Linked DNA regions of Homo sapiens: all the other regions are linked to region 3. Evidence: chromatin contacts called from ENCODE Hi-C or POLR2A ChIA-PET data. All regions are on one chromosome and are shown on one strand. The core of a region is the stretch at or near the end of the contact, and the rest is flanking DNA. Distances in the headings are between cores, read along the strand shown.

Region 1 (3,235 bases), core at 736-3,235, 1.5 Mb after region 3:
TTTTTTTTTTTTTTTTTTTGAGACGGAGTCTCGCTCTGTCGCCCAGGCTGGAGTGCAGTGGCGTGATCTCGGTTCACTGCAAGCTCTGCCTCCCGGGTTCACGCCATTCTCCTGCCTCAGCCTCTGGAGTAGCTGGGTCTACAGGTGCCCACCACCACGCCCGGCTAATTTTTTGTATTTTTTTTTTTTTAGTAGAGACGGGGTTTCACCGTATTTGCCAGGATGGTCTCGATCTCCTGACGTTGTGATCCGACCGCCTCAGCCTCCCAAAGTGCTGAGATTACAGGCGTGAGCTACCGCGCCTGACCCGGTAGAGTACCTGTCTTAAAGCTCCCTAAATACAGACGGACCTACGATGCACAGAGCATCCACAATTCAACTGATAGGTGGCATGTACTTTACACTAAGTTCTATGCTACCTCATTTTGTCATTACAATAATCCTATGGCACAGGCACTATTATCCTTATTTTATAAATTGAGAAACTGAGATTCAGACAGGACACACAGAGTGACTGGCAGACCCTAAAGTCAAAGCCCAGGTCTGATTCCCAATTGTACACACTTTATATGACATCATATCGAGATGTCATGCCTCTCAGAGCTGGATGATCCCACTCCCTAAAACAAGACACCCAGGCTTCAACCCTGAAATCCTATTCCATTGCCTCCATGGATTTTTCCTGCAGCATTTTCCTATGCACTTCACACATACAGCGCAGCTGCCAGGATATACTTTAGGCTGCCAAAATGAAATGAAGTCACTTTCTTGGTAAGTGATTACCATGCCTGGCTCTTTACTGAAGTACTTCCATTCTATATATTCACACTGGGATCCTTCTCCATCACTGCTAGCTTCAATCCTGTGGCTTTCCATATTTAGTTTTTCTTACAGATGAAGTGATACTCTTTACCTATCAGCCATTCCTTTGTTGGAGTAAAATTACGTATTCCATCAGCATTCTTCTGCCTTGTACTCCAGATAGTATACAAAGAATCAAATTATAGTAGCTAAGTGGCATAGAATTGCTGCCGATATCAAGATGGACTCTAATATCTAGTGAACTGGGAGGCTAGAGGCTAGAAGTATGTACTTCTGTAAGGTGTCAGTGACACATCTGAGTAATGTGGTAGCTAAATGCCACCATTTCATTCCATGAAATCCACATTTCATTCTGGCTAAAGGGTAAAGCTGGTGAGAGGTGGGAGGGGCCAGGAGGCTCCATCGGAAGGAGGCAGACACTTCAGGTGTTGGGTGGTACCTTTAAGATGTTGCGGGGCCAAATCCAATGCCGGTGCAGGTGTCCCATATATCCTGAGAGACAAAAAGAGGTCAGATTGGTCAGATCCCTCGAGACAGTTCCCAAATTCCTGACTTCTGTTACCGCGACTGTTCTTCGCAATTCCACCTCGGCCTGTGTTCAGGACTGTGGCTTTTAGAATCTTCCTCATTCCATTCCATTAGGGGCGTCCCGATTTCCACCTTATATACACCATGTACTAAATGCATGCCATTTCTGCCTGTTTACAAACATGCATAAGTTCACACTCTTTTAAGAAAAATGTCCTCTACTGTCAACTTCTTTCTAGTCTGGCCTCCCAGGTAGGCTACAGAGCTACTGCCTTCATTTATCTCTCAAATCTTCCCATCTTCTCCTTCCCACTGTATTACCTTAGCTCACACTCACATCCTCTTGGTCACCAGCCAAAAAATAAATAAAACTCCTTTGTCCCTTCAGATTTCTCTCTTATTCTACAACCTCATTAATCGGCTCTCCCGCTCCCACTCCTTTACTACTTCAGTCGCTGAAACCTCCCCTCACAGAGTTCACGGCCAATATAAAAACGGAAAGAAGGGATGACCATACGAGCTTGTGGACTTTTGCCTGCAAAATCTCATAGAATGTGGTGTTGTGTACGTGAATCCATCAGATCAACGCGACGGACACTCCCCAAGGGCCAAATCGGACCGCCTCTCACTAGGCGGAAAGTTTTGAAACTTTTGCGCGCTAAAAATGATGAGCCAGACGCATGCGCAAACGTGCACTCCCGGGGTGGCGCTTCTCCTCAGGCAGATCTCGCGTGGTTTGGTGATGGCCGGCTAGTATGAAGGTTTTCCGTGGCGTTGAGATCCCACCCGCCCTTTTTTTTTTTTTTTTTTTTTTTTTTTTTTTTTTTTGCTGCCCCAGTGGATTAGGATTAGTGCTGCAGTCAAATGAAAAAGATCAAGACAAAAAATTAGGCTAATATAACTAGCCGACAGGCTAGCGGCATTTCTCTGGGGCCGAGGAATTCCACGAAGAAGATCTCTGCGAGGCCCAGAAGGCCGCACAACTACTTCTTCAGAAACAAAATTTTTTAAAAAAGTAAAAATAGAGGAAGTCAGCCAGTTTATCACCTTGGAACCAGCGTTTTGTTTGGCTTTTCCGCTTTTCACTCTACGAAAAAGCCCATTGGCGGCTACCCAGGTTACCGTCCTGTTGCCATTGCGCCTGCGCGGCGGTTTGTTTACCAGTCCAGGCGAAGCGCTGTGTCGCGGTTCTCGCCGCCCCGAGCGCCTTGGTTTGCTCCCTTGACGTGTAATTCGTAATGAAAGTCATGTTTTCATTTGGGAACACGGATCGGAGGTTTAAAACTGGACAGTTTAAGTGTCAACTTCAGACCAAAGAAAATAATGGTAGGGAAAACACTGGACACTCAGAAATCGGTGCCGCGTCAGAGCTGTCACGGAAGATGTTTCTAATGAACCTGAGGAAAACAATAGCACCACCCTAACCAGAACTAAAAAGTGGCAAGCAGCCACAGTTAATGAAACTCATAGGTGGCATTTAGTTACTTATTTAGAATGTAGGCCTAGTTATGGTAAAAATGCAAATAAGACCAAACCTAAGGTCCTCTTGCTCGAGCAAACCTCAAGCAAAACCTACATGATTTAAGACTGACTCTTGAAGCGAAGTAAAAAAAAAAAAAAAAAAAAAAAAGCAGCCATGCAAAATTTGAAACTTGGAGACGACTCTAGAAGCATTAACCCAAGAAAGCACAAGCCAACAAACAAATTTTTGAAATGGTTTGAAGAGCTCTTCAAAGTCAGTTTCAGGTGGCTTAGAAGAGGATGTTGCTTATAAAATGAGATCTGATGGAAACTTGTTTTACAGATATGACTGGATTCGTTTGAAAACAAAAAAAAAGGCAGGCAAAGTGACTTTTTAAAAAGTATTTTTATGGAAGGATTTCTA
Region 2 (3,530 bases), core at 520-3,019, 1.6 Mb after region 3:
CTTTTTTAGTTGTGGTGGTGGGGAGGTCGGCAGGCACATTGAGTTGAGTTCCTCACAATTCTCAGGTCAAGCACACTGGCATCACAAGTCTCCTCTCTTGCTTTGTGTATTTATTATCCTTTTTTTTTTTTTTTTGAGACGGAGTCTTGCGCTGTCACTCAGGCTGGAGTGCAATGGCATGATCTCAGCTCACTGCAACCTCCGCCTCCGGGGTTCAAGCAATTCTCCTGCCCCAGCCCCCCGAGTAGCTGGGATTACAGGCACAGGCCACCATGCCTGGCTAATTTTTGTGTTTTTAGTAGAGACTGGATTTCACTATGTTGACCAGGCTGGTCTCGAACTCTTGACTTCAAGTGATCCATCTGCCTTGGCCTCCCAAAGTGCTAAGATACAGGTGTGAGCCACCGCGGCCGGCCTATTGTCTTATACACTTAATTCTTTTATTCCCAATTCCCAGTTTTATTCTAATTCTTCTCCCTCTGCAGGCAACCATTCTAAAATATTTCAAGTGTATCTTCTGTTGGATGTGTTTTAGCAGAATGTGATATCTGTGGGCCTATATTTTAATATACTTGATATATTTTATGCTTTTCTCACTAAGCACTAGGTTTTTCAGATCTAATCATATTGTTAAGGGCATGTTTGTAGACACCATGTTCACATTTTAACTATGCATTTTCCCAGTGACGGACACCAGATTGCCCCCAACTTCCCATCCTCAGGAATAAAACTGCAACGAGCACCCTGCGCAGTGTGAGACCCAAGTGACAGGCCACAGGAGGGCACTCGCTGGCCATGGGGCATGCAACATACAGCTCTGAATTTGCTGCTTTCCAGAATAGCCTTAGTAGCTTCACAGTCTTGGTACTTGGAATTCTCTCACTCTGGAATGATTATCTCCTGGGATCTTAAAGCGTTTTCTCCTGCTCAACAGTGAGGTCTTAACTCAAATATCACTGTCTCAGAGAGGCCTTCCCAATCTCACAGTTATCCCCACAACCCACCCTCCCCAGGTTACTCTGTAATTTTTATGTGAACAGGGTTTCACTCTGTTGCCCAGGCTGGAGTACAGTAGCACCATCTCCACTCACTGCAGCCTCAACTTCCGGGGTCAACTGATCCCTCAACCTCAGCCCCCTGAATAGCTGGGATTACAGGCGCATGCCACCATGCATGCCTGACTGATTTTTGCATTTTGCAGACACAGGGTTTCGCCACGTTGCCCAGGCTGGTCTCGAACTCCTGGGCTCAAGTGATCCGCCCGCCTCGTCCTCCCACAGTGCTGGGGTTACAGGCGTGAGCACACCCAGCTACTTTTCACAATTTGAAATGCTCTGTGATAGCTTATTTATGATCTGTCTTCTTTTTCTTCACGAGGGCAGGGGTCGCTGTCCTATTCACCAGCCATCTAGCATAGCCTTAGCAAATGGTAGGTTCTCAACATTATTGAATAAAGTAATGACATAATAAAAAAATAGTATTGTAATATCAATCCGTTCCAAACTCTATGGTTAGAAAAGCGGGGAACATAACTGGCGACACACGTAGGGAAGGCTCTTTAAAAGGGACCTAAAGGTCAACTGGAGTCCCTGGTGATCAGCCCCTTCTGCACTCGGATCTATTCCGCAAGCCTACGCGCCCATATTCACTGGGCCCCACCTGCCTAGCGGACGGGTGCAATCCCCGGCAAGCCCGCAGGGGGCGCGCAGAGCACGTCGTCCGGGGAGAACTAAAACTACATTTCCCAGCATCCCGCGCGCCGCAGACCCACTTCCGGAGACCTCACACAAGATGGCGGCACCCGAGGAACACGATTCTCCGACCGAAGCGTCCCAGCCGATTGTGGAAGAGGAGGAAACTAAAACATTTAAAGACCTGGTGAGAATGGATGACGCTGGCTTCTTTTATGTACTCTGGTGCTAGGCTCAGGGAGACCCCAGGTACCTTAGATCCCGCTCTGATAGTGTACAAAAGCATCTTGGGGCCTAGCTTGGGTTTTCCCCAGAATTTCAGAGGGCTGGGTTTCGGACGTGCTCTGAGTTTGGGTGGTGGGAGGGCTGCTGGGCCCTGAGACCCCCTATTTGCCCTATTCGCCACTTTAGTGTGGCAACGTTTGTATGTGCATCCAGGAGGTTGTACATATGGGGAATGGAATTGGTCTCTTTATAACTGGAGCTTTGGAGTCAGATGAACCAACCAGATTTGAATTTTGACACAGTCTCTTACTGAGGACAAGTTGTTACCTCTCTGTGTTTCTCTTTCCACATCTGTAAATTGGGGATAGTAATAAGTACTTACCTCGCAGAATTGTTGTGACGATTAAATGAGATGATACATGTAAAGCACCTGGCCTTGGCCTTGGTGAGCAGAAAGTGTTCGTTAAGTCTTGAGCTACTGTCTCATGGTATAGTTAAAGAGTAGGCTCTGAGATGCACAGTAAATACCTTTTAAATCAAATACAATGGTTGTACATGATGGGTCTGACAGTCAGTTAAGTAGGAGGGAGGTAGGGGTGTGCTGTTCTTGGCTAAGGTATATTTTTCTGAATTCCAAGGGTGTGACAGATGTGTTGTGTGAAGCTTGTGACCAGTTGGGATGGACAAAACCCACCAAGATCCAGATTGAAGCTATTCCTTTGGCCTTACAAGGTAGGTTGTATGACTTCGTACAGATTTAATATAAAGTTATCTCAATTAGATACCCCTTTTGAAAGCTGTTGCTTGCATACTTCAAGTGAAATAAGGATATGGTCACTAAAGGTACAAAGTTTGGGTAATGGTATTTGAAAATGTCATTCTCCAATTTTACTGAGCTTACTTTCTGTCTTAATAGCTGAAAGGGTTTGTTCTCTGCCACAGATGCTGACTTTAAGGAAGCCCTAGGTTAAAGTTAAAGTATATTAACGACAATCTTGGTAGACTTTATGCATCAGTGGGCGCACACTTAGGGAAGGATGCCTGGAACACATATGTGTGTCTTGAGGAGTTGAGAATTCTTGCTGTGAGCCATGTTTATCAGATTTGTAAAACAGTGGTTAAAGCAGATTGATGGCTACTGGAACTGAAACTAATGGGATGAACTTTTTTCTTTTTGAGATCTTTTTTTTAAGATGGAGTTTTTTTTGAGATAGAGTTTCGCTCTGTCGCCCAGGCTGGAGTGCAGTGGTGCGGTCTTGGCTCACTGCAACCTCTGCCTTCCAGGTTCAAGCAACTCTCCCGCCTCAGCCTCCCAAGTAATGGATTACAGGCGCATCACCATGTCCGGCTAATTTTGTATTTTTAGTAGAGATGGGGTTTCAGCATGTTGGCCAGGCTGGTCTCGAACTCCTGACCTCAAGTGATCTACCTGCCTTGGCCTCCCAAAGTGCTGGGATTACAGGTGTGAGCCACCACATCTGGCTGTAACAGGATGAACTTTAATAGGAGTAGAAGTAAAGTCCTGCTCTTAGATTCCTAAAGTACCAACTTTACAGGATTAGGGTGGGTGATAAAAGAGGCCCAGAGGTCTTAGTTAACTGAAATCTATTAAGA
Region 3 (3,598 bases), core at 770-3,269:
GTCCACATAGCTTTACATATTTGGAAATGAAAAATCCAGGACGTAATGACTCCTGTGACTCTGAATGGCTCTGTGTATTAGTCTTTCAGTTTTCAAAGGGAGTAAATTATATGTGTGAACTGAAACTATATATCTTCTCCCAGTTCTCAGAATTGATCATTTATTTTACATCGCTCTTCAGTCTCTATACCAGTATTTTAGAAGTTGTCATAAGTAATTCCTCTAAGTGCTACCTCGCTGGAGTGGTACTGGAGCAGCAAAGTAGCAAAAGAATACTAGCTGGGAACACAAAATTAATTTTTACAAATTTATCAGTGGCACGTTATTTCTACCAGTCATATAATCAGTAGACTATATAGAAACAGAGGTACTCTAGGGTACCGTACTTGTGCTCTGAATAGCTGCTAGACATGCAGTGCACGGTGCGATGTGTGGTATCTCAACAATGCTTTTCAGAACAAGACTGTAACCTTAAGGTCATGATCAGAAATCACACATTTGAATAATCCATGAATGAAGACGGTGTGTGCGATTAAAAAATACAGTGCTTTCTAGTTAAAATGGGAGATAAGTGAAGGTAATGAAATGTGCACCATTTAAATAACAAAAGTATTGTGGCTATTAGAGATTCACTGTGCTGTTACTCTAATGGTATTAAGAGTTTGGAAGTACAGGCCGGGCGCTGTGGCTCACGCCTGTAATCCCAGCACTTTGGGAGGCTGAGGCGGGCAGATCACGAGGTCAGGAGATCGAGACCATCCTGGCTAACACGGTGAAACCCCATCTCTACCAAAAAATACAAAAAATTAGCCGGGCATGGTGGCGGGCGCCTGTAGTCCCAGCTACTCAGGAGGCTGAGGCAGGAGAATGGCGTGAACCCGGGAGGCGGAGCTTGCAGTGAGCCGAGATCGCGCCACTGCACTCCAGCCTGGGCGACAGAGCGAGACTCCCGTCTCAAAAACAACAACAAAAAAAGAGTTTGGAAGTACAGAGTAGTATTCCAGCTCTTGGAGCCTAGCCACAGGTTTCACAGATGCATCTCCATGCAGAAATGGCTGAAGCTTCCACAGCTAATCTGAACTTTTTAAGGGTTTACATGGCTGGGAATATAATTTTGTATGTATGTCCTTATGTATATACGCGTGTGTGTCCACTAGTTTTTTGCTTGAATGTTTATCATTCCTGTCACTTGCAATTTAAATATTCCTAATAAATAGAAAAATCCAAAGACTAAGATTGTGATCCTTTTTATGTCTATGGTATATTATGAATACAGAGACCTTGTGCTTTTATTGGCGTAGGAATCATCTTGCCCTAATATTAATATTATGAAATCAAAAGGGTAAGATTCCTAACATCCCACATAACACAGCAGACAAACTAAAGTTTTAATCTAGCTTTGGCCCTTACAAATTTTGTGCCCTACGGCAAGTTACATCTCGCTTAGATTTTTTCATTTTAAAGTGGAACTATCTGCATGGATGTTCGTACATGCTATATAACACATCCTATTCCAGAGCCACCTACCATCAGTTGAGCTCTAAATGGTAAATGCCACAGTGAGAAGCAGACAGGAAGGGGCGGAGCGCCAGCGGCGCCCGGGGCTACGCGCCGCACTGCACCGAGCGGCGGCAGCGGCAAGCTTGGGTGTGAGCCCGGGAGCCGCTTTGCTTACCGTCCTGCCGGTCCCAGCCGTCGCTAGGAGGTCCGCGGGCCCTGCGGCAACCCTCGCTACAGACGCTGGGCGGGCGGCGACACCTGGCTCATGGCCCCCGCGGCGGCTCCGTCCTCCTTGGCCGTCAGGGCCTCAAGCCCCGCCGCGACACCCACCTCGTACGGCGTCTTCTGCAAGGGGCTCTCCCGCACCCTGCTCGCCTTCTTCGAGCTGGCCTGGCAGCTGCGCATGAACTTCCCGTACTTCTACGTCGCGGGCTCGGTGATCCTCAACATCCGATTGCAGGTACATATTTAGAGCCATGACTAAGCTAACGGCCTCCGGGGCCAGCATGATGGCCGACTCCCAGGGTCCGTTGCGGCGCGGCGGAGCAGCCAATGGCGAGCCCCACAGTCTCGCGAGAGTGCTCAGGCGCTCTTCGTGGCTGCCCTCTTAGCTGCTAGCGGAGCTCCTCAGGGGGCGGCCGGGAGCCTACAATCCCTAGAAAGAGAATACGCTGTTCCGGAAACAGAACTGCAGTTAAGACCCTCGAAAACATCTAAGAAAGTGTGCATCCTAAAACACCTGACGAATTTCAGAATGTGACAAAGCGCAGAGGATGCATTATTTCAAAACAAAACAGAAGGCTAAAATTTGCAGGAAAAAGAAAATCAGTAAACCGGGAATCCTCGGACTGGATTGTAAGCAAGATTTCAATGAATAAGAAGCTGAAGGTATTAAGGCTGTGATATAGAAGGTACATATTTCATCCCACAAGAGAAAACAATAATAATCAGAAATTTTCGGTGAAAAAAACGCAAAACTGTACAGGAAAATCATCCTCCAAGTACCAGACATAAAATGCTGCAAGCTTTTGAACTAATGGCGAGAGTGTAAGAAAATGGGCTCTACTTCAGTGATCCTGTGGCAGGACGTGGATCAAGACTTGGAACCGCAGAAAACGAAATCCCATAGTAGCACAAAGCTTGGCTGTTCAGTGAATAACATTTAAATAATCGTAAAATACAAATGTTGTTTATGGTTTTTATTGTTTAAGGGCATACTTAATTATGGTTACAAAGTGGAGTGCAAATGTTATTTACCATGTTTTAAAAATACAGCCGGAAAATACAAGTGGGAATGTTGAAGGAGGGCGGGGGAAGTAAATGGAATGGGGGTTATGTCCTTATAAAGTGGAAACTTGAAAGGTACTGTCTGTTGTTGAGTGGGGAAAGACATTTTTATTACTTACAGGGTAGCCATAAAGTTTCTAAAACGGTAATATATTAAAGAGGGAGAGTGGTAGGGGAGAACAGTATGAAGTCAACAGGAAATGGCTAAAGATGGAGAGCTCAGGTAGAATAGTTTAAAAAATGAAAATTGATAGAGTACCTGGTGTATTTGAATACAGCCTAGAGAGCTTTCATTTTCCAAAGAGTGTGGGGATAAATTAGTGAATGCATATTTTTCAAAATTAAGAAAACAGAACATATAATTTTGAACGCTGAGAAAAATAAAAATTTAAAAACTACACTGTATACACGGTATACCTCAACTGTGAATAATAGTAGTCATGTAAAGTCAGTCATAATTATGTAAATACTGAATACTGATTTTACAACAAATGATTCTATAACGCTGGGAGGATGGGAGAAAAGAGATGTGTGTGTGTGTAATGGTGGTGAGCCAATCAAGATCTGATATAGAAAAATGCAGAAAAAGGAGTATACACATGTTTTCTTCGGATTAAAAAAACTAATAATAAATCACCAAGAGTGGTAAAGTTTTAAATCAAGATCTGATATAGAAAAGTGCAGAAAAAGTAGTATACGCATTTTTTTTTTCAGGAAAAAATTAACTAATAAACCACTAAGAGGGGTAAAGTGTTAAAATAGTTGCATTGTTCTATATTCCACTCATTGTGTCCAGCAAACAGTGTTCTAT
Region 4 (3,451 bases), core at 452-2,951, 1.1 Mb after region 3:
AGTAATATAACATGCAAACACAATGCTGCATTACTACAGAGTAACTGAAGAAAGTATTTCTCCTCCTCCAAAAAAAAACTCAATCATTCTCATCCGAAATACATATACACAGTACACGCAAAAATATACACCTGTCACAGACTATTAGTTACTATTAGTGTTCTGTAAACTTAAATTAGTTTGGAGAACTTAACAAAAGTTTAGCTTGTTAACACCTAAAAATCTCCAGCGACCAGCGGTCACATGCCTGAAAAGAACTTACTATGAACGCCAGTAAGAACTTTACCAAACCAAAACTACAAGCCACCGTATCGAGCAGTACTTAAATTCCTCTGCTGGTAAATGCTCCACAGCCATCACAGCCATCTCAAGTTCAACACTAAATAGTTTGAGAAGAGCTGCCGACGGGCCAGTCAAAAATCTTTGTGAACTGTCACAAAAGTCACAGAGCATGTGTCAGCTTTGCAGTCCAATTCAAAACATCATAGTGCCATCGAATTCAAGCGATTCCCAGAGCAAATTATCTCGAACAGCCTATGCAATTTACCAAAGTGCCAAGCAGTCCCCAGGGGTGCAGAGCAAATTATCATTTTGGTCCCAGGACCGGCTCCTCTTCACACGAGGATGAATTTCCCTACTTAGTGCCAACTGTACACTTGCATACTCCGAAAATAGGGGCAAGCCGTGAATACCAGAGGTTACAAGGGCAATGTTTTATTTTATTATGGGCTGAAGCTCAGAAGGCTCCCAATGCTGAAACGCTCGACCTATAACCCCGGAGTCACTTTCCAACTGCGCTCTCACCCAGGGTCATTATATCCCAAACGGAAGCCAATCATTACCTGTAACAAGGCCTGGAAAAAATAGCAAGAGGGCTTTAAAAGTTCACCTAAGAAACACCGAAACGGGGTGGGGAGTGGGTGGCGGGGCTTCGATGGATAAGGCCAACCTTAAAGCATCTCGGACTCAAACATTTTAAAAGCCAAAATACGTACAAAGACCCTTTTCCCTGGAAGACCCCAGGCAGAGAGAGGCACACAGACACTCAGTCATCCCGACAGCATGGGGTGCCAAGGGTTCCCTAAGACCAGCAGCCGGGATCGAAGCTCCGATGTGTCCGGGGAAGGTCTGGGAAGCCAGGCCAGGTCCGCATTGTGGCCGGGCGGTGCACGCAGCCCCTGCTCCCGGGCCCCTTTCTCTCCCCCTCCCCACGACCAGGCCTCTCCCCGCTCCTCTCCCCTTCTCCCTTCCTCCGTCCCTCCCCTCCCCCTAGACACATACAACAAGGCCACCTCCCCCCGAACCCCACCAACTTTCCAGTGCCCCCACTCTTCCCACCTCTCAGGAGCACACAGAAGCTGCAGGCCAGGAGGCTCCTCAGGACGGCCCCCATCTTCCCTTCTCGCGTTCTCTTCTCTCACCGGCGAGGGGTGGCCAGAAGTGGGGGAGGCGAGGAGCCGGGGCGGCCGCCGCAGCGGCAGGGCTGCACGCTCATACTTCCCAGCTTCCCAGCGAGAGAAGAAAGAAAGGGGCACGTCAAGGTTCCGCGCGCGCCGCCGCCGCCCTCTCTACCGCGCCGCTCGGCCCCGGGCTCGCGCGACGCCAGCGTCTGCTTCCATCCCGCCGCCTCCTCCCCCGGCGCCCCGCTTCCCCCGCGCAGCTCCTCATTCAGCCTCTGCCTCGCGCAGCGGCGCAGGGATACGGTCGGCACCGCCTCCTAGGGTCGCCGCGACCGTGTCCCTGCGCGCAACGAGCCCCTTCTCCCGGTACTGCCTCCTGTACGGCCAGGGAAGGGAGTCGGCAACCGCACGCACAGCCTCTGCCTGAGACCCTGGGAGAGGTTCTGGGCTAGCAGAGGCGAACTGGGAGGGAAAGCCTCCTCCCGGTGGCGCATTCCAGCGGGATTCTTTCCCGGACCGGCCGCTTCGGCCCTCCCCGCGGAGGGCGTGAGGCGGCGTTGAACAACATTGGAGCCGGCGTGGTCGGGACTACTTTCTGCGGCTCGGCCGGGCAGCCGTCTGCCCCGCTCTTTGTGCGGCCGCCGCCGGCAGGGCCAGGTGGGGCTCCGGTCTCGCGCCCCCAGCCACCTGAGACTGCCCAGCCGCGGTGCACGCGCGGGGAGCCACGGCGGATCCCGTTGCGGGGTGATGAGCTCCGTCTTCGGGGTTGGAAATCGGTTTCAGCATCCTTTTTTTGGGAGGGCGGAATTTTTGAACGCTGTTTACACCGGCTTTCAGCGTGGATCTGGTGAACGATATTAAAACGCCAATTCAAAACTGAGATTGTCATTTTTCTCCCGCCTTCCCAGAAATACAAACTGCCCCCAGAATTAAGCCCGACCAGCTAAAGATTTCTAAACTGGCAGATAAAATTCCAAGATAAATGCCTCAAAACCTAAGAGCAAAGGGACAATTGGACAAGACTATTTAGGATTTTACAAGTTGCATATAATAACGAATGTTTGGCATGCTTCGATTATCAATTCTCAGCTTGAGAAGGAAAAGATTCCCTAGAATCTCAGACTGTGCACAGCCTCTGCTACTCCCAGTGCATTGGGCATTCAGGAGTAATGGCCCAGACGCCCCCTGAAATCACCTGCCAGGCTTTCGTCTGGGCAGAGGCGCTCCAACAGTTAACCCTAATGGAGCCATCAGATGCATCCTGCCCAGCTGTCACACGCCCTTACCTGGAGGCAGATGGGCAAGAAAGTGGAGCTGCTACCACAATGTTAACAAGTACCTCAGTGACATTGGAGTTCACTAGTGCTTGAACACAAGTTATCATATTTGACACTCAAAACTACCCTGGGGAAAGGCAGGTTTTGTTACTTATTCTTTATTGCACAGAGGAGCAAAATGAGAACCTGAGAGGTTAATGACTTACCCAGGGCCACTCAAGTAATGAATAGCAGTACCTCAGCCCAATCCAGGTCTCTGACTTAAGCCACTCCGCTCCTTCCAAGAAATGCGCGCTGAACCAAAGGTGCTGCAGGTTTGTAAGTAGATGGACAGCAGAAACAGCCAAATCACTTTCTCCCAAATTCACCTGAGGTCTAGTCACCGTTTATTTAAATGACCTGCTTCTAAGAACCAAGTGAGTTTTGTATTCTGGCTTCCTCAAAGCAGGAAACTGGGCCGGGGGCGGGTGGCTCAGGCCTGTAATCCCAGCACTTTGGGAGGCCGAGGCGGACAGATCACGAGGTCAGGAGTTCGAGACCAGCCTGGTCCAACATGGTGAAACCCCCGTCTCTACTAAAAATACAAAAAAAATTAGCCGGGCATGGTGGCACACGCCTGTCATCCCAGCTGCTCAGGAGGCAGAGGCAGGAGAATGGCTTGAATCCAGGAGGCGCAGGTTGCAGTGAGCCGATATCGCGTCATTACACTCCAGCCTGGGCAACAGAGCAAGATTGCGTCTCAGAAAAAAAAAAAAAAAGAAAAGAAAGTTAACC

Evidence for each region. A loop is a pair of places that touch in the nucleus more often than their neighbours do. ChIA-PET counts read pairs that join two places held with the same protein, here RNA polymerase II (POLR2A). Pooled maps may share reads with other maps.
Region 1: a loop to region 3 is called in a map of transverse colon, with 23 times the contacts of the local background. The contact joins the promoter of GPR19 here to the promoter of PRH1-TAS2R14 in region 3. A Hi-C loop is called at or near these places in 2 of 168 maps with a recorded cell type or tissue (naive thymus-derived CD4-positive, alpha-beta T cell and transverse colon), 1 of 37 single-sample maps with no recorded cell type and 9 of 50 pooled maps.
Region 2: a loop to region 3 is called in a pooled map, with 9 times the contacts of the local background. The contact joins the promoter of DDX47 here to the promoter of PRH1-TAS2R14 in region 3. A Hi-C loop is called at or near these places in 8 of 50 pooled maps.
Region 4: a map of tibial artery shows a loop between it and region 3 (11-fold over the local background). The contact joins the promoter of LRP6 here to the promoter of PRH1-TAS2R14 in region 3. A Hi-C loop is called at or near these places in 2 of 168 maps with a recorded cell type or tissue (naive thymus-derived CD4-positive, alpha-beta T cell and tibial artery), 1 of 37 single-sample maps with no recorded cell type and 10 of 50 pooled maps. POLR2A ChIA-PET finds 5 or more read pairs at or near these places in 1 of 52 experiments (activated T-cell).

What each region holds. Positions count from the first base shown.
Region 1 is chr12:12,694,198-12,697,432 of GRCh38, forward strand. GPR19 (G protein-coupled receptor 19) reads right to left here and starts at 1,986. Exons shown (of 4, transcript NM_006143.3): 1 at 1,868-1,986; 2 at 1,262-1,314. RefSeq lists enhancers at 1,734-1,893, 2,074-2,153.
Region 2 is chr12:12,811,577-12,815,106 of GRCh38, forward strand. DDX47 (DEAD-box helicase 47) reads left to right here and starts at 1,770. Exons shown (of 12, transcript NM_016355.4): 1 at 1,770-1,878; 2 at 2,555-2,648. The coding sequence starts at 1,792. RefSeq lists an enhancer at 1,597-1,906.
Region 3 is chr12:11,169,592-11,173,189 of GRCh38, forward strand. It overlaps PRH1-TAS2R14 (PRH1-TAS2R14 readthrough), which reads right to left and starts at 2,020. Exons shown (of 5, transcript NM_001316893.2): 1 at 1,831-2,020. It overlaps SMIM10L1 (small integral membrane protein 10 like 1), which reads left to right and starts at 1,603. Exons shown (of 1, transcript NM_001271592.2): 1 at 1,603-3,598. The coding sequence starts at 1,766. The coding sequence ends at 1,972. It overlaps PRH1-PRR4 (PRH1-PRR4 readthrough), which reads right to left and starts at 2,034. Exons shown (of 10, transcript NR_037918.2): 1 at 1,831-2,034. It also overlaps a transcript of PRH1 not described here.
Region 4 is chr12:12,265,343-12,268,793 of GRCh38, forward strand. It overlaps LRP6 (LDL receptor related protein 6), which reads right to left and starts at 1,702. Exons shown (of 23, transcript NM_002336.3): 1 at 1,339-1,702. The coding sequence starts at 1,393. RefSeq lists a silencer at 1,393-1,702 and enhancers at 1,709-2,345, 1,883-1,932.